Regions from separate parts of the Mus musculus genome. Here region 2 is linked to region 1. Evidence: chromatin loops called from intact Hi-C (ENCODE). Cell type or tissue: left cerebral cortex. All regions are shown on one strand. Links, peaks and the distances in the headings refer to the core of each region. The heading gives the core; the rest is flanking DNA.

Region 1 (16,336 bases), core at 3,799-11,798:
ATCTTCTTGGTTGGAATTCTGTTCCTAATCTTAAGGAAAAGGAAGGCTTCAGGTGAGTAGGAGCGTAATGAAGTATCATGGTGCCTCTTCCTCCAGGACACACTATTCCTGCAGAAAACGTGACCTCTGTAGGAAACCCTCACTGTGCTTTTTGTGTTGAAAGTGCCAGCCCATCTCTGGGAACGTTTTGTTTAATTTTGGTTTTCCCAGACAAGAAGTTCCTAATCCAGGAAACACCTTCTAGGCCCCTACTGTTGTGCAGGTGTTATTTAAGGTAGAGTAACGGGATTTCCGGTTGAGAAAGCCACTGGGTAAGTCCCAGAAGCTAAATCTAGTGTGGAATAGAATTCATGACAAGTATGTGTAGCTAAAGAAGACCCTGAGAACGTGGGGTGTCACTGGACGAAATACTCAACCTACATCCAGAAAGGATATGAAAAACGGGTATGGCTGTTTGTGACCCTAACATCAGCAAAAAGATTGCAATGAGTTAAAGGCCAGTCTGGATTGGTTCTGTTGTGAGACCCTCTCTTTGAATATAGACAAACAGATAGACAGACAGACACACACACACATACACACACCACAATGCTGAGTAGGAGAGTGTATTATTGGACCTTGTCCCTGACTTTGTGTGTTCCTCACAATGCATTCTTTTTCCCCCTCTCTGGGGATCTGTAGCATGGAACAAAACAAGAGGGAAACAGAAGCAAGCCTACATAGGCCTGTGGAACATTATGTTCTGATAGCTGGGGCACTGGTGAAGTCGCAAAAACACAAGGGAACGATGTGTTTGTGAGGAAGTGAGTTAGGTGACAAGAAAAGCCATTAGATAGCTACTAAACAGTTCCATACAGATGGTTATCTCTGGACTGTCTCAACCCGCCAACAGCCCAGGTAACAACACAGAGACTTTTTAGTAATTATGAAAGCTTGGCCTTAGCTTGGCAAACTCTCTACTAACTCATTTAAGTAAATCTGACCACCTGGCTCTGTCCAGCTACTGCCACTTGGTTCCTTACACAAGTACTGAACCCTGTACTCAAGTCCTGGTATAGAAATTAGCATTTGAGTAATACAAAGACAACCTTTACACAACACACTAGAGCTTACCCTAATGGAGAGTAACCATTTCTGAAATCAAATGGAGTCAAATGAATAGCATGCTCAGGGAGGGAGGAGATGGGAAGGGACAGGACAAGGTGATGCCTGGCCAGTGATGCCTCTTCCTGGGTCTCTTGCCTTCCAGGAGGAACCATGGGTGGCTATGTCTTAACAGACTGTGAGTGATCTGCAGCCTGCTGAACCACGGAAGAGAGAAAACTCAGCCAAAGACTTGGAGGGGGCACACTTGCTCCACTGTAGGACACAGTTGGACCTAACACACAGAAACTGCCTGAGAACTGTGCTCTTAGCTTTCTCTGTTCACTTTCTTAAGGTGTTTTCTCCAGTTAAGTTCAGTTCCTGAATAGTAGTGATTGCACCAGTTGCAACCTCTCCCTCCAGAACTGGTCTCATGATTCTTAGGCTGCTTCTTGGAAGCATCCTATGTTTCCTTCATGCACCTAGACTCCATATGTCTACGTAAAGAGCCCCTCTAAGTTTAGTGGATACATGATTCGTTTCCACATCTGAAGAAGTTGTGAACCTTCATCCGGGGATGCTCACACATACTTGAGCCAGAATTTTTCACCTATATCCTAGAATCCAGGACCCACTCAACTATCCTCCATCTGTTATAGAGTGACTCCTCTGTCACCATGCCCTGACTTCTCTGCCATTGGAGTGTTATATATATGGATCATCAATAAAGCCATGAAGGCTACACAACTGTGCAACTTGAGGAATCACCCTCGGAGAAAATGTAGATGTTTGTGTGTATAACAATGGCTCTGTGTTCATATCTGCACAAAGGTGACTTGAGGTTTTCAAAGGTTAATATCATAGACATCTGTGACATGATGCCTATGATGTACCCTCTCTCCTTGTCTCGAAAATGAAAATGGTGAACGATTATCATAATGAAGTGTGGCTTGCACTTGTTCTGAGGAAGTGCTCAATAATATACTCTGCTCTGATCACCCGCTAAACATAAAGCATGTGTAGACATCCTGAGGGGTCTAGGAAGTGGAAATTATTATCTGCACCCATGTTCCTTCTCTGTAGATGCAAAAGGTGAAAACTCTCTAACCACTCACCAGAGATACAGAAAGACAGCTGTAGAAATGCCATCCTGGCTCTTAGATACACCCTCTGCACCACCCGACTATATGAGTGGCATGAAATGAGTGGAGAAAGAAGATGGCCCTTTTCTTGTCTCCTGGGGTTTCTCTTCAGTGAGTTTGACCCACAAGATGGGAAATAGCTGCCAAATACTCACCAGTCCTCAGCTATCAGGAATCCTTTCCAAGTTAGAGGGAAAGGTCAGGGTGTGTCTTAGTCAGGGTTTCTATTCCTGAACAAACATCATGACCAAGAAGCAAGTTGGAGAGGAAAGGGTTTATTCGGCTTACACTTCCATACTGTTGTTCATTACCAAAGGAAGTCAGGACTGGAACTCAAGCAGGTCAGAAAGCAGGAGCTGATGCAGAAGCCATGGAGGGATGTTCTTTGCTGGTTTGCTTCTCCTGGCTTGCTCAGCCTGCTCTCTTATAGAACCCAAGACTACCAGCCCAGAGATGGTCCCACCCACAAGGGGCCCTCCCCCTTGATCACTAATTGAGGAAATGCCTTACAGTTGGATCTCATGGAGGCATTTCCTCAACTGAAGTTCCTTTCTCTGTAATAACTCCAGCTGTGTCAAGTTGACACAAAACTAGCCAGTACAGGGTGCAAGTAGTGACTCCACTGCCCACCAGTCTCCCGCTTCCTCTGACATATGGCTTGTTGTTGTTGTTTGTTTGTTTGTTTTTGTTAAATTTCATTAAAAAGCTTAGCCTATCTGTCTGGTACCCTCAAAGCTGATGCCTCTGGATCAGAACCTTAAAGTGATTGCCCTGGCAGCCGAGAATCTGTCAATCTGTCAATCTTAAGGCAGTAGGATGGAAGCTGTCATTTGGCTTGGAGAATTCTTGGAGTTGCTGGGGTCCTGCTGCTCATTGTTAATTGTGCACATTTTAAAATCCAATCTAGACAACCTAGACATTACTAGATTTCACAAAATACATTCATCTAATGTTAAAAAGGTCAAGCCTGTGCTTGCATGTTTGTGTGTGTATATACATCTGTCTGCATGAGGATGAGTGTTCACATATGTGTGCACGTGTATGCACATGTGTGTGGGCTCCTCTCTCCACCCGGATGGCACATGCTCACTTCCTCCTAAACACACATTTGCCTGCGTCTCCGTGGTATGAATTCCATCTTGAAACCCACATGCCTCAGACCAATGGCTCCAATTTCTTTAATGAACACTGAATTTGAGCTGAGACCTCAACCTTTTTGTGACCTTTGTATTATTTACTGTTTGTGAAAATTAGGTAGGAAAAAAAAAATCAAAATTTTGATTCATTTTTGGAAATAGATAAACGTAGTTCCATCATTTCCTCAATGAATGACAAGAACCACTAGCAGCTTGTATGTTGTCTCTGTATGACTCTCCTCAAAGTGTGTGCAACTAATAAACACATGATTTGGTAAGCATGCCATTGTATTTCTCTCTACACAGGTTAGTTGATATTATAGTCCATCTTTTGAATGTGGTTAAGTCATATCATTTTATTGACACTTATATCACTTCTAATTTTGGCTTTTTTTTTTTTTGGTTTAGTTTTCATTTAAGTTTTTTAAGTTGGATACCATATAGTCCAGGATAGCATCAAACTCACTAAGTAGCTCAGGCCTGCCTTGAACTTCACCTCCTGAGCAATGGGTTATAGACTTGTAGTTTTTGACCTGTGTCTTTTAGAGTATTTTCACGGCACTGTGGTAACGATATTGACAGTCTTCCTTTGCCATAAGGGCACCGTCATCTGAGCTGTAATCAGTGCTAATTTACAAGCCAAGCTGAGAGCTCACTGTGATTCATTGTCCCTAAATACCCCCCCCCCCTACACAGCAAAACGCCACGGGCTTTCCTCCACTTTGTGTTACAGCTAAGCAATGGTATAATAATTATACCGGCCAAATGATATATTTGCATTTTTGTATGTTCTGTATCACTTCTGATGTTTTCATATAATTTTAGGGGCTCCATTGGAGGAATTAAGACTTAGAGTTCAAATCTCCCATCTTTGCTCACTTCTGGTTAAACAGTAACACAATGGTGTAGGGTAGAAGAAGGGTGACACCTGGTGGCTTACTTCAGTACATCACAGTTGGTTGCGGAGAGGCAAAGTGTAGGGTAAGGGCTGGTGGAAAGGGCCACTCTTGGGCAGAAAAGCACCAGATGTGCTAGGCACGCCCATAATGCGGGAGGCAACTGCACCAGAGTCCAACTCATTCTCAGCTACATAGTGAGCTGGAGACCAGCCTGGGCCGCATGAAACTTTCTTAAAAGAACAAATAACAAAAGTGTGTCTCTGTGTGTAGATGTTTTAAAAGAGAAAATACATGAAATGTATAGAAAACAGAATTCTGTACTAGGTGCTGGAAAGGCTGGTATGCCAAGGCAAGACTGAGTCCTCTGAACTTCGAAAAGTGCAGAGTGTAGAGAAGACAAAGCTCTAGGAGGCTCCTTCAAGAGGTGACTCATGCCTGCTGGGAGGTCCTCACTGGGAGCACTTCCTCTCAAGTGGTGCAGCACAGCTCTAGCGCAGCATCCCCTAGACACGCTTCAAAGAAGAATAGTGCAGGTACAGTGCAACATTTTCTCATAACGGTTACTTTTAAACCAATATCTTTAAAAACAAAACAAACAAACAAACAAAACCCTCTGATTCAATAATGGCTATGAAGCCATTCTGAAAAGCTCTAAGTACGAGAGGTGTATGGGCTGACTGATACCTGAAATTGCAAATCTTCCTCAACATTTTGGAGTATAACTTGTTTATTCTATGTTGACTAATCCCTCCTCTTTTACATACAGCACACCGATGCAGTGTTTCAGTGCTTGGGGTGTCATGAGTTTAGAAAGCAGGGGTGCTCTCATATATGCATTCGTTTACACATTAGGGACATCACCTGGCCATTTTCTGCCCAGCAAAGATTCTGATGGTTCAGGTCTGCTGTTTCTTATTAACTGCCCAAAGTGGAGAAAAAGAAAAATAGTCTTAGGAGGAAAATCTTCTCTACTCCACTCCCCATTTGTCAGAATAAAAATTTGCAGACCCAGTAACATTTTTTGTGCAATGAGTGTTTTCTAAAGTGGAATAGTTTTCTATATTGAGAATCATACCCAACGATTAACACATGCCAAGTAAGCATGTTACCACCCCTCCATCTCTTTGTAAAAATAACATTTTAGGTAGTTTTATTTAAATATTTAATTGATGCAAGGCTGTTCTCAATGTTAATTCCTCCAAAGAGTTCTATGAGGAACACATTTTATCATTGTTAGCTTTTACTTCAGTTATGAAAGTCACAGAGATTATTCAACTGGTTGTTTGAAATTGCTAGTTAGTAGTTAGAAAATGGCTATGCTGGATTTTAAAGATTTATTTATTTTATTTTATTTAAAGATTTATTTATCGTTATAAATAAGTACACTGTTGCTGTCTTCAGACACACCAGAAGAGGGCGTCAGAGCTCATTACGGATGGCTGTGAGCCCCATATCACCAGCTCCTATGCTGGGATTTTAATTCAGCTGATGAACCCTAGAATACTTATCTCCACCCCAAGAAAGCCAATTTTAGAACACTTGCTATTTCTTGGCAAACCTCAAAAGGAATTACCACAGCTACCTGGTAGCAGACCTCTGTTGTCTTCTGCAGTAAGAAGTAAATATGGTTAATTTAATTAATTTAATTTTTTCAAAATTAACCATAGACTTAGAAGTTTATCAGGAATATTTTGAAACTATTTTTTTCTGGATGTGGTCTTTGTAATTCATAGTTTTCTGGGGCCCCTGGTATAAAGTTTTTGTGGTGAACATATGTAACAAAAGACAGGAATTAAAGGTCTTCATTTTGGTCAGCAGGCTTTATTTTAAAAATTGTTACTAGCCATAATATTAATTCTATATTTTACTTTGTCTGTGTGAGTAGTTTGCCTGCATTCATGGGTGCCATTGAGATCAGAAAAGAGCATCAGTCTCCTGAAACTAGAGTTATGCATGTTTGTGAGCTACCATTTAGGCTCTGGGAACCAAATCTTGCCTTCTGGGGGAGTATCAAATGCTCTTAACTTCTGAGCCATCTCCTCTACATCATTGTTAAATTAAAATTTGGAATGCCAAAATCAACATTAAACCCGCATCGAGACTTACTGCTACTTACTCTTCTGCCTTTTTTTAAAAAGGGGGGCGGGGGTCGGATTAGCCTTGTTTTGACATCACTAATCATATCACAAGCTTCACCAGGACCTTGTAGACTTTGTAATGACCTTAATCAAGTATTAGCCCTGTACTGTAATTACCAGCTCTACAAAACACTTCTTCTCTTAAGGTGAGCAAGCCATGCTGTGATTAATAAGGGCTGGAAGGGAAACAAACTTGGAATCACAGCAGGTAGAGGATAACCGATAACCTAACTATTCTTTTGTAGACTTTCTCAGTTTTTATTAAAAAAGAGGATAGACGGAATCATTAGGTCTCTGACTCGAGATAGGGAATATGAAGTTTGCAGTTAGGGTGCTCAATTTGAGATGCCTTTTCAATGTTTATGTCTACCCAAACAAAACTGCCGGGAATAGATTAAACTTTACTGACATGGGACAGTCTTGGCATATTTTACCTCTGTTTTGGACATCTAACCTGAGTCCTCACAAAGAAACCATCAACTAATTTAATACAAGACAGAAATAAAAGCAAACGAGAAATGGGGATGTCTGCTTTGTGGAATGGCCCCAATAAGCCTTTCTTTCATGAGAAAGAATGGGGTCGGGGTGGGGAGGAGGGAATGAAGTTTTTCTGCAGGATTTAAATGTGGTCTTTAAGAGACACCGCATGCAAAGAATAGCTGGGGCTTGCTAGCCAATGAAAACATTCAGATTCCAATGACGCATCCTTTTTTCTCCACCCCCTTCCAAGACCCGGATTCGGAAACCCCGCCTAACGCTCTAGTTTTCAACCAGGTCCGCAGAAGGCCTATTTAAAGGGACGATTGCTGTCTCCCTGCTGTCATAACCATGTCTGGACGTGGTAAGGGTGGTAAAGGCCTTGGGAAAGGCGGCGCTAAGCGCCACCGTAAGGTTCTCCGTGATAACATCCAGGGCATTACCAAGCCCGCCATCCGCCGCCTGGCCCGGCGCGGGGGAGTGAAGCGCATCTCCGGCCTCATCTACGAGGAGACCCGCGGTGTGCTGAAGGTGTTCCTGGAGAACGTGATCCGCGACGCCGTCACCTACACGGAGCACGCCAAGCGCAAGACCGTCACCGCCATGGACGTGGTCTACGCGCTCAAGCGCCAGGGCCGCACTCTCTACGGATTCGGCGGTTAATCGACTAACAAACGATTTCCACTGTCAACAAAAGGCCCTTTTCAGGGCCACCCACAAATTCCTAGGAGTTGTTCACTTACCGAAGCTTTAATCGAGCCTGCTAGGTAGTTTAAGTGTTATTCTGTCCTATACTTATGTGGTGGGTAGTAATTATGCCATGCAGCCGAATATACCCTGTAGGTTTAACTGGGTAATATAACAAGCCCATAATTTTGAACTGTCAGAAGTTAATACTGAACGAACTGTTTTAGAATTATTTGAAGGTTTTCCACTGATCGTGTCACTTCTCAATCCACTTTTGATACCGGTCATTTAAGAGCTTATTCCCTTCTGGAGCCATCTAGAAGCTCAGGAGAGAGCAGGAACCATTGTATCTAAGCAAGGCAAAGGCTGATTACTACAGAAACTGAAGACGCTTAGCTGTTATTAATTGTATACCATTAATAAGGCCTAAGTACACATAATCTATATTAGGGACCACCTAATGGTATGTTTATATACAGTTTAGTTGTGCAGTGGCTTGATAATTTAAATTCTTGTGGGTGTGCCATGTTTGCCATCTGCCACAAGAGGGCGGCGTTATTTCCAGGAAGTTGGAGTCAGAAGCTGTTGTGAGCCAGCTGTTGTGTATTCTGATATACAAACTTCTTTTAAAGCATTAAGTGTTCTTGACTGAACAATCTCTCAAGCCACCTTACTATGATCTTTTGTCATTCCTCATACCAATGCCTAAAATAGTTTAATGTGAATTTAATATTTGTGGCACTCCATAAAACTTGATCACTTTAAAAGATGAGTTATTTTTGTTTTTTGTTTGTTTTGTTTATGTTCTTCAGCCCAGACTTCCCCAGTGCTTTTTTTTGTTATGTTGGGGCATTGAACTCAAACCCTAACATTTTCATAAAGAAGTCCTTAATTTTTAATATGGTTTTTGTCATTCTCCTGAAGCCTACATGCTATTCTCATAAAATACATAAAACATTTCAAAAATAACTGTTAGATCAATAGTATTGAACTATTTTCTAAAAGTAGAACAAAATTAGATCTTTGTTGACACATCGCACAACTGCAAAAACTTTAGGGTTTTGTTGTTGTTGTTGTTGTTGTTGTTGTTCTGTTTTTTTGCTAACTGCTTGCTTTATTTTTTTATCCATCACTGAGGAAATCCTAAAAATACAACTCAAGAAAAATAAATATAACCTCTAGCTTAAGCACTGAATATCTGGGTTCATAGTGGTCCTTTGAAAGCCTGGATGCCAGTTACTGCTGTTTGAAAGAGTAAGTTCAGTATTTTTTCAGAGTGGAAGCTCCTACTGGCGTTATCTCTATCTCCTTTGATATGAGGGTGTTTCTAGAATGAAATACATCCATTGTGTATTTCAATGGTGACTTTTATTCTAGAATAAAAGACATTGTGTGTTTCAATGGTGACCTTTATTCTGGCGTAAAGCCACAAATACACAACCAAATTTGGAAATATTCTACACATAGGGACCCTAGGATTCTACTCTAGGGTTTCAACGACAGGTCGACCTGAAGTAACTGCCCACCTTAACTTTGGTTCAAAGTGTTTGGCCATTTTAAGAAGTATGTAAGTGGCTCTTAAAAGAGCCTTTGGGTTTTTGAAAACTGGCTTTGAAACTCACTTCCTCCCTGCTGCCTTCCTCAGATCGGTCTTCTGCATGACCATTTTTGCCTTCCCAGAATTGGGGTTTGCTGCCCTGGCTTTGGCGGGGCTTTTACGTTGCTGCACGCCCTTGGCCCCTTTGGTCTTCCTTCCGCTCCCAGAAGCTTTTGTGGGCGTAGCCTTTGGCTTCTTGACAGCCTTGGTCTTGCTACTCTTGGGAGATCTCGAGGCCCGGGGCAAGCCCATCTTCTTAGCCTTGGCAGAAGCAGATTTCTTGCCCTTGCCCTTGTCGTTCCCAGAAGCCGCCTTCTTACTGAGCTTGAAGGAGCCTGAGGCGCCAGTGCCCTTGGTCTGCACCAGGACTCCTTTATTCACAAGTCTCTTGAGGGCCAGCTTGATACGGCTGTTGTTCTTCTCCACGTCGTAACCAGCCGCAGCCAGGGCTTTCTTCAGGGCAGCAAGGGACATTCCTGCCCGTTCCTGCGATGTGGAAAGGGCCTCAGGAATCAGCTTGGAAACTGAGAAACCCCGAGGTTTGCGAGCAGGGGCCAGGCCAGGCTTTTTCCCTCGCCTTTTAGATGAAGGTTTCTCCTCCACAGGAGCTGGAACAAGGGTACTTGAGGCCGCAGGAGCCGTTTCCGACATGGTCAAGAGCTGGACAAGAACTACACCAAGTGAAAACTAAAGGAGAGCCAACAGTGATGGGGTAGTGGGGGCGTGCGGGGGGGGGGGGCGCTTATATAGAGCAGGGCGCGCTGTGATTGGTGCATCCCCAGGTGCCTCCCCCGCCCCCGGAGGAGGGGCATTTGTGTTTCTTTTCCCCCCAAAAGTAGAATCTTGCATATCTGCTCACTGCAGAATTGCTCAGGTTATGACACCAGGTGACCCACGGGGACTTAGATTCCACGCGACTTTTTACCCTTTGTTGACAAATGTACCTGCATGCCAGAACTAGTGGGAAAAGTCCTTGATTTTCAATCAAATTCAAAAGGAAGAAGAAAACTTTCTCTTTTCTTTGCTAACTCAAAAGTAACTTTTAGTAGAAAATGTATCCAACATCTTGGGAGGGGTCTTCTACATATGTGGCTTCTATTTAGTGAAGAAAATCAATTATGCAGGCCCTAATTCTCACTGAAATTATTTATATACGTGATGGAAGTAACACAGATGTCTTGACTGTCTCACTGTGGAATTAGACGGTGTTCCTAGAATTATCCCAAAACTCCAAGGTGAGGCCTGCTTGAAGGGAGCATGACCTAATAAACACTCCACAGAGCATGTGAGAGGCTCGCTATTCCCCCGCCTGAATCTCAAGAGAAGGGCTTCGGATGCGGTTATAAACATCTTACCCATGGCACCTACGTGGTCAAATCAGCCAGTCTCAGGGCTATTGTCGAAGAAGTTTGCTACTCCTTTCCAACTGAACACCATCCATAGCCCACTTCCTATGTCTTATCTCCCTCTAGAGGAGCAGACACGGTGCCGAACCCTTAATTATAACATTAGAAAGCTGGAATCACAGTTTCCAATCTCTTAACATAGCTAGTCTAGTAGATGTCTCTGCAGATGTGTTAGAGAAATGTTCTTTCCGGGGCTTTATCCATGGAACATGTCTGGAAATAAATGTGCTCACCGCTGGGCATGGTGGCAACTTGCTGGTAATTCCCTCCTTAGGGAGGGAGGATTGCTGTGAGTTTTGAGGTCACCTTGGGCTAGGAAATGATAACATGTCAAAAGAAGAAGAGAAAAAAAAAAAAAAAAAGAGGGAACATGATACTCAAGTAGAAGGGAGGCATAAAAGCCAGTCCATTATGGGGAATGCTAAGACAGGGTGTAGTGTGATTATGTCGCCGAACATATGGCTCAATGCAGTAACCACACAGCCGAAGTTCTTTCTGGAGATTCCTACACTTGTGAGGCAGGGATCTCAATTTATGCTACAGAGAAGTTCAAGCAATATGAAGAAAAGTTGTTTATTAAGGAGAAAAATGAGAGTGGGTAGGTGCCTGTGTCTCAGTAAAAGGTTTGTGCTTCTGTCTTAACATTTAATTGGCTAGACCTGGTGCGCCAAACTGTAACCCTAGCTACTTGATCGATGATCCAAGCTCAAACCAAGCCTGGACGGTAGAGTAAGTAAACTTCATAAGATACTGTCTCCAAATAAAAATGGTGCAGAAAACACTGGTCCTGAGTCTTGGTAGTAAAGTGCCTGTCTAGCATGAGTTGAGTCTACGTTCAAATCTAGCACTGCAGGTGTGTGTGTGTGTGTGTGTGTGTGTGTGTGTGTGTGTGATGAGTTTTGAACTTGCACTTGAACTTCAACCATGTTTCATGTTTAAATTTTAATAAAGCAGGTCAATAATTAATTACATTTTATGAGAGGTTACTTCTTTCTCTTCAAGAATTTCCTTTGGGGAATGAACTCCCAGGGTTGTTTATGAGAGACATACTGTTTAGGGGTGAGAGGGGAGGGCTGGCATTTGTGCTCAAAGTCACGTGTTTGTCCTTAAGCAGCTTGTAAGTTGCCTTGCTACTCTTGTTTGAGACGTTTCTACTGACCCTTGACTTTCAATCCGTCAAAACCATGAACTAGACCTTGGAGTTGAGACTGAGGTGAAGGTTTCAGGCTCATGTCTCCTGAACTTCCTGCCTTAATGTCCTTTACTGCCGGAGCTCAGGGTCTTAGTCCATGGAAATCCCACTAGGACTGTTGTGACAGCCTTTAAATATTTGTGCAAGTACATGAGCTGATTATTCTCTGGCCCAAGAACCATCAGAAGATCAAGAATATTAACTATTCTGTTATTGTAATTTTTACCTAGGCTTTAAGTATCTTGCAGAAATATTAACAACACTGCTGATGAAGACAGAATGTATAAGGTTGGGGCTCTCTTGCAGGAACCTCAGAATTTCAAAGGGAGTTTCAAAGGAGACAATGTGGAGGAAAGTCTATATTTGAAGTATTTCTGAAATAAAAACTGAAGGCTGAGAAATCAAATTTCTGGTTGCAAGATGACAAAAAAAAATCTGTTTCTGTTTCTCTTGGGCATGCACAGGCACATGCATGCGCATACGCTGTTGCAAACACACACACACTTCAGAAAACAAGGTATCTTAATAAAATATCTGGATTCATATGTGTTATTCTAGTCTGTTTCATTTGAAAAAAAAAACAAAACAAAAAACAAACAACAACAAAACCCCTAACAGTTGAGAGTCCCAGACTGATTTCCTCCTGGCATTGTATGTGATCTTCCCCAGGAAAATAGCACCCTATGCACTTGACATCCGTTTGGTTTCTCTGACCCTTGTTCACACACAAAATTTCTAGGTCATTAACTATCAGTGGCATCTAAGCATCAGGGAGATCTTTACAGATTCGCAGAATATATTCTTCTATTGCTTTAAAAGTAACATGGAATGCATTTAGTGAAGATTTAGGTGCTATAATTTAAAATCCAGAAAACAAAAAAGCTTGGATTCATATTTTGTCCCAGGCAGCTGAAAATAAGCATTAAGAAAAAAAATTACATGCACAAAGCTGTCCAGGTTTGTCTTTTGTTTCCCAGTATAGTCAAGGCTACCCTTCAGCTCCCAGTCTTCTTGCCCAAGGCTCCTCAGTCAGTCATGGAGTTACAAGTCACCACATTGCCTCCTCTCTCTCTCTCTCTCTCTCTCTCTCTCTCTCTCTCTCTCTCTCTCTCCTTTTCTCTTTGAACAACAGTCCTAGGGACTGAGAATAGGCCTTCCACACACACACACACATGTGCTGTAGCTCCATCCTGCACATTCCACTTCAATTGCTCCATCTAATGTTTTCCCTTCAAGTCAAAAAAAGAAAAAAAAAAGTGAAAATTTATAAAGATTTGTGATTTGTACTTTCTAATATTCCACAAAAAAATAGAGGCTCAAAATAACTAAAAACACAAACAATCACATAGGTATGAATACATAAATCATGATTTCTAAGCATGAGCCTAGTTACTTAAAATTATTCTTATGACGTGATATAACATGACGCATTTTTTTTGCTTTACATGACATTTATTATATATACATCATATATATCCATACATGACAAACACTTAAAAGCATTCTTTTGCTAGGAGCATCTTAATTTTGCAGCAAGTATTCTCATTTTCTACGTCTGTGTGTCTTTCTTATCACAAATTTCTACAGTGAACATTTTTATAGAATTTAAAATGGTGCTTCTCAGTTGTTCCTTGAGTTCTGAAACTATGGTGGTTAATCTGCTAGTATCACCCATTTGCACTGTCTTGAGGTTACAGCATCCAGCACTGTTGAGTGGTACAAACGATGTCAGGTCTGCTCCTCCTGTAGAGAGGGAGAGAGAGAGAGAAAGGTTGACTCACTCAGCTATCCTGCAGGTACCTTCTGTTCTACCTAAGACAGAACAATGACAACTAGCATATGGAGGTTTTTCTTAGAGATCGCTTGTGTTCTGAGAAGCCTATAAATACTACGCAATGGCTTAGTCATCATAACCACATTATGCCATAACTACCACTACTCCCCTCCTGATTATAGAAAATGAAATTCAGCAACAGAGAGATTGATTTACCCAGGTATCAATAGATGCTGGGCCTATGCAGTAAAAACCAACCCTCTGAACCCCTTGAGCCTGGTTGGGGTAAAGAATTAATGGGCAGGCTCCGTCTAATTAGTCTTCCCTGGAAGTTCCCTTTGATGGAAGCCTAGGACTCTGCCAGGTGAAAACAGAGAGCACAGGTTGTTCCTAACCAAAGCACTGGCCCTGCCCAGGAGCGGGGATGGTACAGGTCGAGCACCGGCTTCCCCAGCAGCCCCATGGAGCTGCCTGCACAGGACCACAAGTGTTCTTGTATGAGAACAGTTTGAGAAAGTAGTGTTTGCTATTCCCACATTAGGCAGGCATTAAGTTTCCAAAAACCTCCATCCTCTCAAATACTCATTCCGTCAGGCAGCTGCTAGAAAGGTCACTTCTATCTTTCTTTACAATAAATAGAAACTATTTAATGAAAAAGTGCCCCCCCCCACAATGCTTAGTCAAATGAGGGGGTGTCATAATTTTTTTCCCTGATTGTTCTTGATAAGTAAACAAAAGTATATCTTGAATTATGCTTTCTACATGATCAAGGCCAGTACAAGAAATGTATGCAGGGTTTGCATGATAGATAATTCCCTCTAATAGCTGTGGGCTGGCATATCAGCGTGGCAGGGAGTGGGCCGGAAGTGAAGCCCATCGAAGGTGATTGTGACTCTCACTTGACCCCTGGAATACTCAAGCTGTCGCTTCATTTTAGGAAGACTTCCTTTCATCATGCATTTTGCAGACACTTACAAAAAAAGGAGTCAGAGCAGTTCTTCAGTAGTTTCTGACAAGCTTCTGTCAGGAAACGGCAGATCTCTAAAGGAAGGCACCTTTGGATTTTGTAACCTACATCTGCACAGCATGGGAAGTGTAGAATTTACCTTTACAATTTATTTTCAAACTGGATCCATTCAATTGTCATGTATGTGTGCCTACTGTGTGGCAGACTGAGGGATCTGCCCTGGGGATGCTCGGGTAACTAAACCAAAGGATAACTGAGGTTACAGACAGGTAACCCCAAGTCCACACTGCACACTGCTGTCCAGAGCAGTGGGAAGAGGTGGATTAGACGCTGCCCAGGAAGGAAGTGGCTGTGCAGATGCTGGGAAGAGTTTGCCACGCAGAAAGAAATGGGGAAAATTCAAGAGATCCAGCAGCTAAGGAAGACAAGAAACAAGCAGGGGCTAGGAGTGTGCCTGGGATACACAACATGGCAGAGCAGAGCACAGAGCGGAGCACAGAGGCTGTAAAGAACCAGCCCACCAAGCCACATGTGTCTCGAGGGATTGTAGAGGGTCCTAAAGGAAAAACAAGCATGTGTTTAGGCCACTCCAGAAACACCCACAATGCCAGTGTGTGCTGAGGCCCATTGATTTTTCACCTAACATTTATCTGATTAACGTTCCTCTTTATATTTACAATTGACTGAGCCAAAAGACCAGCCTTTGATTCTTGAGAGTCTAGAACCATCAGCACTATCTTTATGCACGACCCCTAAAAAGTGCATTTCTAATGCACACTTGCAAGTGGTAGTGTTTTGGGTTTTTTATTTGTTTTTCTATCCAATATTTTGGAACCTGAATCATCTATGTAGAATTCCTAAATAATTTTATAATATATGTTACACATGTTAAGAATTTTATATTTATCTCAGTATATTAAAATCCAAAAGTATGTATAAAACCCAGAGCCTGGTGTCCATAACTTCAATTGTTTAAGGAAAATCTAACAATAGAAATGCATATTTGTTGAAAATTTAAATGACGAACTTTTCTAAGTTTGGCCAATGAGAGTAGAGAAAATGTGAGAAAAATTATACCTAAGAAAATAGAGAGGAGGAAGAAAAAGCAAAGCGAGAATAAAGATCTATTATTATTATCATTATTATTATTTTTTAATTTCTTGTTACTGTGACAAAGCAGCCAAAGGAAGGAGGGAGGGCTGACTGTGACTCCAGGTCCTGTCCATCATGACAGGCTGGGCTGTGAGACCACAGGCCGCACTACATCCCCTGTCAGGAAGCAGAGATCACCCTCTCATCATCAGCTCATGCGATGGCATGGCCTCCATTCAGGGGTAAATCTTTGCAGACATGGCCTCACAGACACACTGTTAGGTTCCCATGTGAGTCTAAATTTCATCAGATTGTTCATCTGTTTTAATTTGTTGCTCTTGGGTCCAGATATTTTAGTGTTGGGGAATAGGATACAGCTGAAGAAGCCAAGATTGCAGGTCAAGAATGTACTGAGTTGCCTCCTCTTGACACGTTTGTCTTATCAGAACTAGACAGGTGTTGTCATTTAAAACTCTTCATCGATTACAAGCCAGCAGCTGAGAGATCCAGGAGCAGGCCATGAACTCTACATACTCTACAATTTGCACATTACAATTTAGGGCTACATAATCCTCTAAGAGAATAAAATACTCCACTTTTTTTTAAATTTTATTTTGTGATTTATTTATTATTTTTATTATAGTATTTAAATTTTATTGTATTATATCATTATATTGTTATATATAATTTATTATATTAATTATATTTTATAATTTAATTTTAGTTTTGCCGGCATGGATTATTTG
Region 2 (16,336 bases), core at 5,157-13,156, 1.9 Mb after region 1:
ATAGAGTAAATGCAGTATTCTCCACATAGAGATATAGACTTCTGAAATTCTAAGATTAGAATTACTTACAAGAAGAAGTGGGGAATGAAGAATAGAAAATTACTGGCCTCTTGTGAAAACATGAATTTTTTACCTCGGAGCCCACCCCCTCCCATCTAGAGATTGTTCCCAGAACACTCCTAAACTTTTCACCCCAAAACTCCTCACCCTAAAGTTCAAACCCTCCCAACTAAAAACTGTTCCAAGAACATTTTTGAGATAAAGGCCTCCTAGAACAACCTCAAAATGAACCAGGTACTCCTTAGTTACGTAGGTTCCTTGATAGGACATGACTCCTTAGTTACGTAGATTCCTTTGGCAGAACTCCCTAGTGATGTAAACTTGTACTTTCCCTGCCCAGTTCTCCCCCTTTGAGTTTTACTATATAAGCCTGTAAAAAATTTTTGCTGACCGTCGAGACTCCTCTACCCTGTGCAAAGGTGTATGAGTTTCGACCCCAGAGCTCTGTGTGCTTTCATGTTGCTGCTTTATTTCGACCCCAGAGCTCTGGTCTGTGTGCTTTCATGTCGCTGCTTTATTAAATCTTGCCTTCTACATTTTATGTATGGTCTCAGTGTCTTCTTGGGTACGCGGCTGTCCCGGGACTTGAGTGTCTGAGTGAGGGTCTCCCCTCGAGGGTCTTTCAGTGTATTTTGGGTATGGATAATATTGTTTTATGCTGCTCTACTTTATTAAAAAGGTGTCTCTGGAGTTGGGTTGTGGCCCACTCTCTCCAGATTTAAGCTTGCTTGTTTAAAAAGCTTCCTCAAATCTTTGTCCTGGGTCAAAAGGCCACGACAAAACAAAACATCAGAACAGCCCAAGAAAACCCACTATGTGCTTTAGCATTTGGGAGTCAGAGGCAGATGGATCTCTGAGTTCCAGGCTAGCCTAATCTCCAGACTGAGTTCCAGGACAGCTACACAGGGAAACCTTGTTTCTTTTTCTTTTCTTTTTTTTTTTTTTTTTTTTTTTTTTTGACAGTGTTTCTCTTTATAGCCCTGGCTGTCTTCGAACTCACTTTGTAGACCAGGGTGGCCTTGAACTCAGAAATCTGCCTGCCTCTGCCTCCCGAATGCTGGGATTAAAGGCATGCGCCACCACGCCCGGCAGAAATCCTGTTTCAAAAACCAAAACCAAACCACACCAAACCAAATGGTAGATAATTCTCAAACCCCATTTGTCTCCATTTTGAGGACCAGGACTGATTTCAAAGCGGTAGTAAGGCACCAGCTTCAGGAACAAACCATAAAATCTAGAACAAGGTCATAAAACCCTCTCCCAAAGAACAGCCTGGGGACAAGCACAGAACTGAGTGGGGGTGAGGTGGTGGGGGTGCGTGGAGAATATCTTATCTTAGGATAGGACTTCTGAGCTGGGTAGCCCTATTTTTTTTTTTTTAAGCTTGGTTGAATGTTCATGACATAGGAAAGTAGACCACAGATCACCTGTGACCCCTAGCACCCATCAATGAAATTTTAGATTACCTCATCCTTCTAGAGAGTTCCCCAGTTCCCTATAAGAAGGCCTTTGTGGCTTGGTCTGGGGTCTCCATTTAAAGAATGGTTGTGTAAGAGTCCATGGTTCACTGAAGAATGATACCCCTTGCTTAAATAGTATGTAAACACAACGAGTGTTTTTGTGTTTTATTCTGCAGAAGTCCAGTTTTCCTGGGTTCAAGGAGTATTCATTCAAAGAAAGTCACCCTGACCCACCCTGACCATTGCTGGAACCCGCTACGCAAAGGTGCTATTGTTAGGGGCTCTTAGAAACTGTCTTGAGAAATAACCCTCACAATTATCAGGTATTCCTCGTGACTCTTGTAACTTTGCACTTCCTTGTGACTCTTAACTGGTATTTTTGGTATTTTCCAACAACGCCCTTCCCACCTCCTTGAGTTGTGGTTTCTTCCTTTAAATACCCCCTTATCCAGCTACTCGGGGCGCCAAGGTCCTCTACCCCTGCGTGGTGTGTGACCATGGGCCCGAGAGCGCTCTTGAATAAAAATCCTCTTGCAGTTTGCAGCAAGACCGTTTCTTGTTGGTGATTTTGGGGTGTCACCTCTCCTGAGTCAGAACGTGGGGGAGTCCTCACGTTGTGGGTCTTTCAGTGGCACACGCCTTTAATCCCAGCACTTGGGAGGCCGAGACAAGTGGATTTCTGAGTTCGAGGCCAGTCTGATCTGCAAAGTGAGTTCTAGGACAGCCAGGGCTATACAAAGAAACCCTGTCTTGAAAAAAATCAAAAGACCCCAAACCAAAACAAAACAAAAAAGTCTGTAAAATTAATAACAAAGAGTTAACTTATTAAGCCGATTAAACCTTCTGATTTTTATTGCATCTCTTCTTTAGACTATGAGGGTAACAAAAGGATCTTTTGAAAATTGGCAGATAGCTTTAAGTAATTATATAAAATGTTAATAATTTGACAAGGACCAACCTTGGCTTGGAGAGGGGTTCTGAGAGACGGTGTTTGGGAGCAGCGAAACAAGAGACTCCAAGTCAAGTCACTGGTCCAAGCTAGCGACCTATGTTCTGCTGGAGACAGCTTTCCAGCCTGATTCCTCTCTGTTCTATTTTCTTTCTCTCTGATCAGCTTTCTCTCTGGAGACCTCCAGTCAGTCCTTTCTTTTTATTCTACTGGACACAGTTGAACAAGTGCTTTTCTCTCTTGCTATTCTAAAAACTTTCTTTGGATAGTTCATCTCCTGCAGGTCACAAGTCCAGTATTTCAATGCAGTCATTTACTCCAGGTTTCCTTTTGATTATCCTAAGAATTGACCTCCCACAACCCCAGCCTCTTAGGAGACAGCAAACACACATTTTCTTGTAATATTGCCAAAGAATTCAGGGATCTGTAATCCTCTGTTAAACGCTGATGCTAAACTAGATGGGTGGGACCTCTTCCTGAAATTACCATTTCTACCACACCTGGGCATAACCTTGTTGTGTCCTAGGCTGACCTTGAATTTAGGAATCTGTCTGCCTTTGTATCTTCCTGATAAGCTGGCTCATAGAGTAAGTGGCCTTTGTTCCTTTAGATCTGTGAAGCTCCTCATACAATCCACATTGCATGCTTATATTTTTGTATAGTTGAGAAATTATGTTTTTGAATTCATGTTTTAAGAGTTCTTTTCCACAGCCTTCAGGGCTGTCCTGAAGGTCCCAGTGTTTACCATTTTGCTAAGTAAGTTGTGACATTAGCCACAACTTTGCCTACTGGACTCATTAATGTTAACAGAGAGGTCTTTGCTTGGAGGAATGTGGAAATATGTGTATAATAATGTACAATTATTGTACGAACGAGTTTTAAGTCCAAGACAGCCAGCCATCTACACTTGACCAAGCCAGCTCAGTCAGTCAACAGGTTCTCCAGCGCTGTGAGTGTGGATTAAAAAGAAAAAAGACAACATTGTAGAAGCATGACTCCAGTCAATTCTGAGACTGAAGGCAAATTTAATTTTCCCAATCTGCTTTTTAATACCATTTTAATTACATGCAAGTATTTAGGGTGAGCAATACAATAAGGAACTAACAAGGACAATAGCTAAGGAACAAGTTAGACAGTAAACACAAAGCCCACGATCACTCTGTTGATAGCTGTTATAAAGATGTTCCAGATATCTGAGCCTACTTTTTTGTTCTACCCTAAAAACAGATTCTTACTTCCTTGTGCTTGTCAGGTTCCTATCAGAGCTTATTTCCTTATTGTGGCCAGATTCTTGCTGGAAGCCGATTTCCTTGTCTTTGGCCAATGTCAGACTCCTGCCAAGTGGCAGCCCAAAAGGCTTTCCACAGACACTCTTGGAGGACCATGCCTGCTGATCCTGTCCTGGGGCAGGAACTGTGTCATTCTGTCCCCACCAAGACCATGCCAGATCCAGGAATAATCAATATTCAAACACAAGTGTATTTAGCTTTTAAAATTAACATATGTTATTTTTGGTCCTATCTTTAAGCACGAACCTTTTGATTGAGCACTGTATATACTTTAAATACTGTATATACTGATGCTAATAATTTAGAATTATGGGATATTCTTTGTTTTGTTTTGTTTTTCGAGACAGGGTTTCTCTGTGTAGCCCTGGCTATCCTGGAACTCACTCTGTAGACCAGGCTGGCCTCAAACTCAGAAATCCACCTGCCTCTGTCTCCCAAGTGCTGGGATTAAAGGCGTGTGACAACACTGCCCAGCTGTATATTCTTATAAAAAAGATATTTCTAAAGTATAACAAAGCCCATACTTATTTGTGCAATAGGCCAAGTTTCCTGCTATTATTATAGTCTTGTCAGATTGTTTCCCTATCCTTAAACATTATTACAGCCTCACAGTATGCAGCATACATTGTCCAACATGTTGCACTCCTTTTCTTTACCATGATGAAATAGAAACATTTATTTTCACAGTTATAACAACTAGTAATGTGTCACACTAACCCATAGTTTATTATGCATATCAGAGCATACAACAATCTCCTTGGCTCTTTGGTCAATGCTAATCAATTCTCAGATTATTTAATCAATATATATCAATTATATTCTTGTACTTTTCTTCTTGAAGCCACTAAGTTTCAAGAACCTGCACATGCTAACTGGGGAGCTTTACAAAGAAATTTTCCTGAAACTCAAGGAATGGTAAAAGTATTAACTTTAAATTGGGAAACTTGTCAAACATTCCATAGGCCTTGATTGCCTTCTGGTAAAAGTCCCAGAGGTAATATAGCAAATGAGATATAGCAACTGGACGTAATCTACATTAAATTTTTTGAAGTTGCAGTATTTACATAATTCTATAGATACATTTTCCGCATTTCAATGGACCACTGCGCTAAGTAATGAACAGGCTTTATCAGTTATATTACACTTAAAAGAAGCTGTTAATGTTGTGAGTATTCCTTAACAAAATAAAATGGTGAATGTGAATGTTACGAGTTTATATTTCACAGAACCTTAAAGAATTTTTACAACATTGGAATATTAAGCATATTATGAGTATTCCTTAGGATTCTCAAGAACAGGCCAGCATTGAAACACCTACAGAATATTAAAGGAGATGTTAAACAGAAGACAAAGGATGGCCCTGAATGCTAGAAACATCATATTAGATTCAGTATTTATTTTAAAACTTTTGAATTGTAAAAATGATGACCTTATGCTCACTAAACTTGGCTGTCACTGGAGAAAGTGTTGAGGGGAATATATTACAACCTCCTTGGTATAATGAGGAAGACTCTTAGAATGGAAAAAAAAATAATTGTTATAAAAATGGGGAAGGGTATGTGTATGTTTCTACAGATTCAGGTGATCATTGTTTTCCAGAAAAGCAGATGACACTGAGAAATCCACATGTGACCGGTTTGTCCCTGACTTGCCTTCTCAACACATGGCTAATCCCATTACCTTCCATTGTGGATAGTATGTTCCCTACCTGGGGGCAGTTGAAAAAATTAGCCAGTGCAGGAGAAAAGATGGTTTATAATCTTGAATGAAATAAAGCTCCCCTCTCCGTGCTGGGCAAGGCCTCCAGGAAGGCCACCCAAGCTAACGCCTCTTTTGGATTCTAGGACCCTGACAGGAGAGGTTCCTTATTTCCCAAGTGAAGAGGATTTACATTTGAATTCATCATATGAAATAGGGCTGGAAATAGTTTATATTTGTACTGGACATGAGGTTCCTTGTTTGAAAAATATATCTAAACTGGGCAGTGGTGGCGCACACCTTTGATCCCAGCACTTTGGAGGCAGACAAATTTCTGAGTTCAAGGCCAGACAAGGTCTACAGAGTGAGTTCCAGGACAGCCAGGGCTATACAGAGAAACACTGTCTCAAAAAAGAAAAGAAAAGAAAAAAAAAAAAAAGAAAAAGAAAAAGATATCTAGAAAATGTTACTTATTATTTGAAAAGGAACAAAACCTGAAAGGAAGAAGCTGTTCATTTTAGTTGCTGAAGGGTTTAAAGGAACCATTACTACCTTTTATTCCACCTGTTTCTTCTTGCCACACTCCTGTTGTCTGTCTCAGAGTTACCGGAATGGATACATTGGTAACAAAGTAGAGGACTAGAGGTGCAAGTTCTTATGGCAGTATCATAGACTGTAGCCCTGTAGGTTTTGCTAACACCAAACAGGAAGGCAAAGAATTAAGATAGCTCTATAATAATAACAGCAACACCATCCATCCATAGTAATGGGTTTGAGGGGTTAACATGACATGTGGGTGGGATGTCCTCTCCCTCTGCTCATATGGAGGGAGGAGCTACTCAAGAATATCTTTAGAAATTATTATTGGCATTGTACAACTTTTGGGCCTAGAAATAAATATGTGGAAGAATACTATTAACCATGAGACTATGTTTTCTTTTTTTAAAAGAATATATCTTACCATGGCATGTGTTTCTCTTCCTTGTTTGTTCATGACTCGAGATCTACATGAAATCAGTTTGAAAAATATGTCTTGTTTCAGTTGTTCTTTATAAACTTGTTTAAATGCTAGAACTACTTTTAATTTGAGCTCCCAGAGAATTTATGTACTTTGAGCTTCGGTTGGTGCTTGGATGCATGTACAGATGGATCTCCTTTCATGCCTGCGCTTTATCATATATTGGATCAAATGAAGAAAAGGGCTGATGATTGTCATCGTGTCAGGAATAACTGCCATCACCACCACTGCTGCCCCTGCTGTCATAGCCCTACATCAAAGCATTCAAAAAGTACACTATATTCTAAGACTTCATTCTGACTCAGAAAACTTCTGAAACATGCAAAGACATAGAGATAGTATATGTACAATGAAATCACTGACTTAGAGTTAGCTGTGATAATGTTAGGTGACCAAATTTTTAGTTTACAAAGGCAATTGTCATTAAGATGTGATTGGACTGTGGCTCAAATCTGTTTCTCCTGTCCATTGGAATGAGACCGTATTCCCTTGAGATAAGGTTAGAAAACGTTTAACATTTTATAGTCTGAAATAGGAAATATTAAATTATAGTATCATATTACATATTTGTACAACCATTGTATGAACTATCTGGTGATAAATCATTGGTAGGTATAAATACCCACCTAATAAATTATTGGTGCCTTGGGTCAATTAAACCCATTTCATCAATTTAAGATTGTAAGCTCTTCCTATCCTGGGGTGTTTGTACCGATTATTTGCTTCTTAGTCTGACAAAACAAAACAAAACAAAACAAACCTCTCTTACCATCAAAACAGTAATTCAATATTGATCATCCATATTCAATATTATATTACAAAATATGGTTAAACAGAAAAGGGGAAATGAAAATTTGGTGAAAGATGTCAGGCCAAGACAATACACTTGCTAGCCATCCCTTGAAAACAAGAGGATGTTTGCATAATTATGGCAGCCTACTGCCTTCACACTCCAGTAAGTATTTCCTTGACAAAAAAAAAGTATTCTTTGTATAGTACGAAAAAAAAATCCAAACATTATAGTTTGGTGCATTATACACTGTTTAGTTTGTAACCAGAGCTGTAACAGTTTATGGTTAAGAATAAAGCCTTTGTACTCTGCTTCCCACATAAGATGAGTCCTTTCCTCTTCTTAGCCCTGATCTTTCACACATAATTTTAGCCCAAATCTAAACCCATGAGCCTTGTTATTGGCCTCTATCCCTCTTCATAGTAAAAGAAAATACAAATACTTAGAGAAACAAGGTTTTCATAAATTTTTCTTTATGAAAAATGTAATGAAGTTTAGAATTTTTACACAGGTTCTTTCCCTCTCTATTGTATCTATACTATCATATATATAGTATGTGACAACCAAGATGACATAGGAAACACACACCGAAATGTAAAGCAAATTATGTCAAACATGCAAGAGCAAATTTCTGTTCCCAAAAAGTTTTCAGAGGCTCTGTGCTTCCCAGACATCTGAGCCGACCTTTATCGCTCAAATAGTCTCTGTGTAATATTTTTTATTTTCACTTATCAATATTATTAGTTGGTAATCACACACTTTTATATGAACTTCAAAACTAATTTGGTTTTGATTTTATGAAGTGCTATTGTATGTGAACCTCCTAAAACATGCCTGAAATTTATTTCAGCTGTTTTCTTCTGTATATGACATGTATTGTTAATTTATCTCGATTAATTCATTTAAAAAAATGAAGAAACATGTATCTATTTCTACTAGTTTGTCTGAAAGAATGCCATGTCCCCTAAACAAACAAACAAAAAATTCAAAACTGTTGCTTATGAGCTGGGAGTCACTAGAATACACTAATCATATAAAAATGTACCACCAAAAGAACTGGAGCGATTTCGTGTAGATTCCAGAAAGATTTAAAAATGTTTCAACTAATCTATTGCAATATTTAAACTGAAAATCCCATTAAGGTGAGAATAAGGAAACAGCAGGCAAAGGCCTGACTTTTCCTTTTAAATTTGTTCCAAGCATCAGAAACAGTGGATAAGGGAAGCACCCCAAGAATGGTGGAGAAACAAACGCCACTATCTCTGGCGCTTAAATTTGAAATTGCCCGCGCAGCACAGTAATTGGCTAATGAAGCCACTAACTGATAAGGACAAGATGAGTGTATGTTTTACTTCTGTTAAATTAATGCAAAGAGGAGGGAAAAAAGAAAGACGGCTTACAACACTGTATTCAAGAGGGTAGGAATAGGTGCTATATGTATAGGTTAAGACCAGTTAAGTTTATAGTGTGGAAGGGAACTTTCTAGTCATGAACCTCTGGAATTGACACCTTCCATAAGTCTTTAGATTTCTAAGCAATTATCTCACAAAGTGCACATCCTTCCAATAAAGTGAGTGGCTCTAAAAAGAGCCTTTGTTTCAGGAGTGAGTTAGAGGAACCCCAAAGTGAATACAGGGCAACAGCCTTTTTTAGTTGAAAGTGTGGGTGGCTCTGAAAAGAGCCTTTGGGTTAGGAGTGTGAGTTAAAGGAACTCACTTGGAGCTGGTGTACTTGGTGACAGCCTTGGTGCCCTCCGACACGGCGTGCTTGGCCAGCTCCCCGGGCAGCAGCAGGCGCACGGCCGTCTGGATCTCCCGGGATGTGATGGTCGAGCGCTTGTTGTAATGCGCCAGGCGGGACGCCTCGCTCGCGATGCGCTCGAAGATGTCGTTCACGAACGAGTTCATGATGCCCATGGCCTTGGAGGAGATGCCGGTGTCGGGGTGCACTTGCTTCAGCACCTTGTACACGTACACCGAGTAGCTCTCCTTGCGGCTGCGCTTGCGCTTCTTGCCGTCCTTCTTCTGGGCCTTGGTGACGGCCTTCTTGGACCCCTTCTTCGGGGCGGGAGCGGACTTAGCGGGTTCAGGCATGGTAGGAACTGACCAAAAGCCTAAAGATACAGAAAGAAAAGAAATGTAAAGTGTGTCTGCACAGGCTGCCTTTTAAACAAACTTGTGGCTATAGCTATCGCGAATTAGCAGTCGTCATCCACCAAATACCCAATCATAGCAAGGGCTTTTCAATGCAACTCTGTTATTGGTCTAGGTGCAATGCTTCTATGTAACCAATGAAATTCCTACTTTTTCATGCCCTGCATTGACTATAAATACTGTCAGCTTTGCCTTCAAACCACTTACTGAGCAGGCTTATATTCTAGGTTCTACCATGTCAGGAAGAGGCAAGCAGGGTGGCAAGGCTCGCGCCAAGGCCAAGACCCGCTCCTCCCGGGCCGGCCTGCAGTTCCCCGTGGGCCGCGTGCACCGGCTGCTCCGCAAAGGCAACTACTCGGAGCGCGTGGGCGCCGGCGCCCCGGTGTACCTGGCAGCCGTGCTAGAGTACCTGACGGCCGAGATCCTGGAGCTGGCGGGCAACGCGGCCCGCGACAACAAGAAGACGCGCATTATCCCGCGCCACCTGCAGCTGGCCATCCGCAACGACGAGGAGCTCAACAAGCTGCTGGGCCGCGTGACCATCGCGCAGGGCGGCGTCCTGCCCAACATCCAGGCCGTGCTGCTGCCCAAGAAGACCGAGACCCACCACAAGGCCAAGGGGAAGTGAGGCCCTTGATAGAAAGCAACCCTTTCCAACCACCAAAGGCTCTTTTCAGAGCCACCTACAAAAACACTTGGAGGAGTTGTGCTACTTTGGATCATTATTGGGCTAATGAGTGCAACACTGAGATAATGTGAACCTAACCCTAGTTTTATTAATGCCTTTAGAATTGTTGCATCCAACCTATTTATACAAGCCAGTGTGAAATTTAATTTACTGACCTATAAATACTAGTAGCTATTACTACGTTTTAATGTTTCAGGCCACGAAGTTTGCTTGTATCTTCCTGTAGTGCATTCTAGGAGGAAGAGCAAGTTACAGCTTAGGGACTACTTAGTTCCCTCAGCATTTACAGGATGACGTCTGTCGTTTTTATAAAATTTGGGAATCTGTTCAGCTTTATACCCCCTTTCAACCTTTTCTGTTACATTGCAGAAGATTTTTTTTTTTTGTAAACACCTTATAACTTACATGCAAGATAAAGGTTACCGTGGTTGCACAAACTTTTAAGGAGGCTGAGGTTAAAGAAAATGTTAAAAACAAACAAACAAAAAAACCCTCTGCTGCCAACAGACTTGCCGAAGAAATGCCGAAGATATACAATTCAGTATATTTCTATTTATTCTGAGTCAGTAGAAGAAATTAGCAGAAAAGGAACTCTAGAAAGGAAGGTTGAAGATTGATGTAGTAAATCTATTACTAGAGTTATGTTATCTGAAAACAATTTGGAGTATATATGGACAGCAGTTACCATGAAAAAGTCATTTAGGGGGCTGGAGGAGTGGCCAAGTGGTCAAGGATGATTGCTGATCCTGTAAGAGTTCTCTAGTTTAATTCCTAGCTAACATCAGGTTTAGGGTTGCGGCAGAGAGAAGCTAGAATTGCAGGTCTCAGTCTCCCTGTCATCTCACAGGTCGAGTACCCACTGCCTGTTATATCCTGTGCCAAACTCCACTTACACACACGGACTGAACCAAACACACATCATTCTTGGACATGTGGAGCTTGATGGAAGCCAGGATCCACCAACAATCAAAAACCTTATACATCCTGTTGGACCTCCCAGCCTGCTTGGTGTCCTATAGTCAAATCTTCAAGTTCCACAGTATTCAAATGACAAATTTGAAACAGAGGAATAAGAAACCCTTCCTTTGTCACTTTTTATTGTTAATTGTCTTTTTCTCATGAGACTTCCTCATAGAAAGCAGAGACATGGGAGCACCTCCAGAACACCTGGAGAAAAGTCCCAGCATACGGGTTCAAGCCAAACTCATCATTTTATCTGGGTTCCTAAAATAGCCATTGGCTTTCTTTCAGGATTCACAGGCACTGAAGCCAGTCTTCAGTGTAGTCCTTGTTTTCTCTACTGAGCGGAGATGACAGGCTCTTAACTGTGCCTCTTCACAGCTCTCTGGTACAGCCCTAATACTCTTCATGGTTTATCCTTTCCCACCTTTCTGACTTTGACTTGCGTCATCATCCCTGCATAGTTGAAACACACACACACACACACACACACACACACACACACACACACACACACACACACAGAGACAGATAGAAAAACAAAACCAAAAAATCCACTCACCTCTCACCTGAAAGGGAATAAGAAACAGTGTATACTAGAGGTTTCTCCAAATTTCATGTTCCAACATGGAAGGAGTCTTATGAAGTTATAAAACAAAGTAAAGATAGGTTTAAACATATTGGAGAGATGTGCAGCAATGTGGGAGAAACTTTTCTACAGATCCCAGATACTATCTGATGACTTTCTTGCCTTTTGGATTGGTGGAAACTACTGATCTGCTATGTTGAGGTTACAAATGAGGTTTTTATCTATTAGTCACAAACTGTTAGACATAGAGGACCACATTCAGAGCATAAAGTGTGACCAAGAAGACAACCAGCATTAGAACCTGTGACACTCCAATTTCACTGTTTTCATACCTCTCATATATGTAGTTCCTGTCAATCAACCAGTTTTTGTAAATATAGTTTTTCCATCAATTTTCTTGACAGATCCTAATTTAGTAGATGTGGGGGAAAAGTTTCAGGAGATTAAAAAAAAGTGTTTTTCATTATACTTGTACTGTACAGAGAGTATTAGTACAGAGCATAGTAGTCACAGATGAACCCCTGTCTTCAAATATTTTGTTCAGACTTCACAAACCCACTTGGATATTTTCTTGAAAATATTAGTGAAAGTCAATTAAATAAAAAAAATCTTTGAGAAATGAGGTTGGCAATAAGAGCGATGAAATGTCAATATAGATAAGCTTAAATTTAATATGGTCACAATAGAAATATCAGAAGTGACCGTAAGTATAGTGATGAAAAATTCACTTAACGGTGAAAAATGACTTTAAACTTAAAATGATTCACCAAGCGATGCAGATGAGTAATACCGATTGGTGCTTTTATGAAAAGTTCTCAAGAGAATAATACAGGTATTATGAGGCTTTTTGTAAGTTTGAACTAAAAAAACCCAAAAAACCAAAAACAAAAAACATTTGAAATGTGGTTACAATAGAGAAGGAACACAAGGTAATTCAGAGCACGGTTTGCACGTTGGAAAGTGTGTACTGAGCACCAAAGCGCCTTAGCAGCCGCCTGCAGTGTCCTCTCTGGACGGGGTTACGGGTTGTTAAGGGGCCGCTTGGCTTTCTGTATTTTGTACAGTCAGTGTACTGATTGTGCGCTCGATTCTCCAAACTCTTAAAAGGGCGTGAGGAGCTAGTTCCCTCAGAAAGCTCGGACAGGGAAACAAAAGGCGCCCTTTTTCTTTTTGGTAAGTCTTCCCCTCCCCCACAGCTGCGGGCGCAACTTCCCGCCTCTTCCCTGCAGGTTCTCATTTCGGTCCGCCCGCCGCAGTATAAAAAGGCGGCGCTCAGGCTCCCTGTCAGCATCTCTGTTCTGAGCTGTCCTGAGTGCAGTCATGTCTGGCAGAGGTAAGGGCGGGAAAGGGCTCGGTAAAGGTGGCGCCAAGCGCCACCGCAAAGTGCTGCGCGATAACATCCAGGGCATCACCAAGCCCGCCATCCGCCGCCTGGCCCGGCGCGGGGGAGTGAAGCGCATCTCCGGCCTCATCTACGAGGAGACCCGCGGTGTGCTGAAGGTGTTCCTGGAGAACGTGATCCGCGACGCCGTCACCTACACGGAGCACGCCAAGCGCAAGACCGTCACCGCCATGGACGTGGTCTACGCGCTCAAGCGCCAGGGCCGCACCCTCTACGGATTCGGAGGCTAAGTCTTTGTCTTTTATTTCTGCTACAAAAGGCCCTTTTCAGGGCCACCCACTTAATTCTTTGAAGCGCTGTACTCATGTCAGAAGGGTTAGAAAGTCCTCATGACCAAGAATACAAGTAATGTCTCTGACATGGGTGACCTACTTTGTAATGGTCAGCTTTCACATTTTTGTGTAAAGTGAACTAATTGGTGTATCAGAGAGTTTTAACACGTCAATTAGTAAATGCCATTTTCCTGGCTTTGTGCTTAAGACATGATCTTTTCTGTGATCTCACTTATCGGTATAATTGACAGTATTACATCACACACACACACACACACACACACACCAGCTGGTTCTCTAGCTCTCTAGTACAGATATGCCATAGAGGGGGGGGGGGGGCTTTTGAGTTTTAGGAGTAGTGCTGGAGATTGAATTCATTCTGTAGATACAACATTACCAGCATCCCATAACCTTCTGTTTGCCATTGCTGGCCTCAAACCTGTGATCTTTCTGCCTCTGCCTCAGAAGTAGCCAGTATTGCTCCCAGATCATGCTTCAGAGCTGATTGTTTTTCCCTCCCAGCAACTCTGATTTCAGAGTCGCTGAGTGGTTTTGCCCAAACTATGACTTATTAGAACTTCCTGTGGGTTGCTGGTCTTTCAGGCAACATTGAAACCCCAATGTTTGACAATGTCTTTTCATTGTCCGCATTTGGTGAGTTCTAACACATCATTTGCCTGTAGAACTTTTAAGTCACAAACTATTTCTTTCCACACTCCTTTGGAGATCCCATCCACTGGGTCATTAAATAGTATCTGTTCCTTAATGACTTCTAATTTTATATTTGTAGCTTAAGTTTTCTTATTTAGCTTCTGAATGTTTAGTAGCCTAAGGCTAATAAATACAACACAGTGTCCTAACAGGACACTGCAACCAGTATCCTTTCTCTTTTACATGAAAATGAAAGCACAATTAAGCACCAACAAAACAGCTCAACCACTGAGGGATATCTTATTCTCCATAACAATATATAACCACCCAAATGCACCACAAAGCAAGCACTTCAATGGTGTACAGCAACTTGGATAAAATTTATATGCAAATATAGTTTATTAAATTTATTATGGCTGGAGTAGTGGCTCAAAGGTTAAGAGCAATTGATATTCTTTAGGATAAGAGTTCACTTCCTGGTACCCACTATGAGCAACTCATAACTCACTAACTCCAACTAAAGAATATCTGATTCCCTCATCTGACTTCTACATCATCGATGTCCACATCACTCTTTTTCTTAAATAAATAATACAAAATTTGAATCAATTTAAATGCAAATCCTACTGCAAAGAAAAAGAAGTGGAGCAAGATTTTATTTATTAATTTTTTGTTTTGTTTTTTGTTTTTGTTTTCTTTATCTTTTTGAGATACCCCCAGCTGGCCTTGAATTCCTGACTTAGTTTTCTGATTTAATCTTTGGAGTGCCAGAATTACAACATATAACATCTCTGGCTTATTTTTCTTACTGCTGCATCAGGCTTCTTCATTGGTTATGAAGACAAGTGTCCCAGTTTGGACAAAGTGGAAAGTAGCTGGACCAATGACTCCAGTAAGCAGAAAAATTGGCCTGGACTGTCGTGGCTCAACCTAAACTCCTTGAATACTCTGACGTTTTATTGGTAGTTTTGCAACTAAATGCGCCTAGTTCTAGAATGAATAGCACCATTAAATGGCTGGACTTAGGCATTTCATATACGAAATATATTTAGGATATCATGAATTTTAGCATTCAGGTATTTTATGTTTAAATAGTACATCACATATACCATCAGTCTCTTGGATCTTTATCCCTTTATGTGCATTAACACAACAGCACAGTTTGCTCCATATCTATATCAAACACACTTTAGGATCTTGTTTTACCTATCATGTCTGTAATTTCAAATATACCAGAAAGTTACATTTATAATGCAAGGATAACAAGACCATGAATTTCTCTAAGTATGGTTCACCTCTGGAAAAGATGCTTAATGATATGGTATAAAAAATCTAATGTTTACTTCTGCTGTATTTCAATGATAAAGTTATCAAAAGTTAAAGTTAAAGAACATAAAAGAACATACTTTTTTTAAAATATAAAAAAATAAAAAATTTTAAAATAACTTTATACTTGTGAAATGGAACTTAATAGAATATTTTGTAGAAAATCTGCTCACTCTTTTGTGTTGTTTTATGAACAGGGATGAAAATATGAATCCCATTTTCTACAAAGCTATTATACTTAAGTATTTGTGCTAATATTGTTAGATGTGTAATCGAATATTTTTGTAAAGTTTCAGAAGATAGTTTGCAAAAGCAACAGAGTGTGCCAGATAACAACACATCTGTGGATAGAAGAGCACAGTGGATTTGGCACATTCAGTCCAAAATAATTGTTGCTGTGTTATCTTGAATGAAAAACTGGGCTTTGGTTACGGCATAGAAAATCTAAAACCAGTCCAGGGGCTGTGTGGCAAGTGTCTTTCTTAGGCATTGCCTCCCTCAGGATGAACTCGAGTGTTTCGAGTATCAGACCCTCAGCCTGTTTGTTTCAGTCCCAGGTCTCTGGCATTGCAGATCTTTGTTGTGCATGACCTTCAGAGACAGACAGCTCATTGGAACTCTTCCAAAACCTGGGCCTACCCTCAGCATCTGTACCTCTCCTACCCTGTAACCTACCTACTGTCTGAAGTCTTTGGCCGCATCGTCATGCTGCTGCATTCAAGTTCTGATGCCTCTGGAAAAACTGGTTGTCAGTCTGAACTTTGTGTCATGGTTCTTTGACAAGTGTATGGAAAGGAAGAACTGTTTGTTTTTGACAAAATAGAATATGCCTTGCAAGAAATTACATCAATATGAGGAAGGGTAATGTTGTGTACTAGATATTACAGGATCAAAATTATGGATAGTGTTAAAATCAAAGAGGCTTCTAGTACATCCCCAGACGAGTTGGCTATGACTGCAGTCAAATAATCATAACATACATAAGGACAAAACCAGTCTGTTGGCATTTTTGTGTTTCACTTTTGTAATAA

Evidence for each region. Peaks named below come from ENCODE experiments on the same cell type or tissue, not always from the same donor. Only the 100,000 strongest peaks of a DNase experiment are listed, where the experiment ranks them.
Region 2: a loop joins it to region 1, with 2.4 times the contacts of the local background. A loop is called at or near these places in 3 of 42 quality-filtered maps.

The regions. Positions count from the first base shown.
Region 1 is chr13:23,689,340-23,705,675 of GRCm38, reverse strand. H1f6 (H1.6 linker histone, cluster member) reads right to left here and starts at 9,865. Exons shown (of 1, transcript NM_010377.3): 1 at 9,131-9,865. The coding sequence starts at 9,810. The coding sequence ends at 9,181. H4c3 (H4 clustered histone 3) reads left to right here and starts at 7,218. Exons shown (of 1, transcript NM_178208.2): 1 at 7,218-7,592. The coding sequence starts at 7,227. The coding sequence ends at 7,538. H2bc4 (H2B clustered histone 4) reads right to left here. Exons shown (of 2, transcript NM_023422.3): 2 at 13,196-13,500. Hfe (homeostatic iron regulator) reads left to right here. Exons shown (of 6, transcript NM_010424.5): 5 at 1-52; 6 at 1,250-3,642. The coding sequence ends at 1,290. In left cerebral cortex, for the core only: CTCF peaks have their summits at 4,292 (motif pointing left), 5,661 (motif pointing right), 7,243 and 8,100 (motif pointing right); DNase peaks (open chromatin) are centred at 4,301, 7,174 and 8,099; H3K4me3 peaks cover 1,492 bases; H3K27ac peaks cover 863 bases.
Region 2 is chr13:21,747,144-21,763,479 of GRCm38, reverse strand. It overlaps H4c12 (H4 clustered histone 12), which reads left to right and starts at 12,927. Exons shown (of 1, transcript NM_178211.2): 1 at 12,927-13,335. The coding sequence starts at 12,975. The coding sequence ends at 13,286. H2ac15 (H2A clustered histone 15) reads left to right here and starts at 9,568. Exons shown (of 1, transcript NM_178183.2): 1 at 9,568-10,103. The coding sequence starts at 9,653. The coding sequence ends at 10,045. H2bc15 (H2B clustered histone 15) reads right to left here and starts at 9,404. Exons shown (of 1, transcript NM_178201.3): 1 at 8,927-9,404. The coding sequence starts at 9,357. The coding sequence ends at 8,977. In left cerebral cortex, for the core only: CTCF peaks have their summits at 8,562 and 9,888; DNase peaks (open chromatin) are centred at 8,558, 9,526 and 12,912; H3K4me3 peaks cover 2,559 bases; H3K27ac peaks cover 1,292 bases.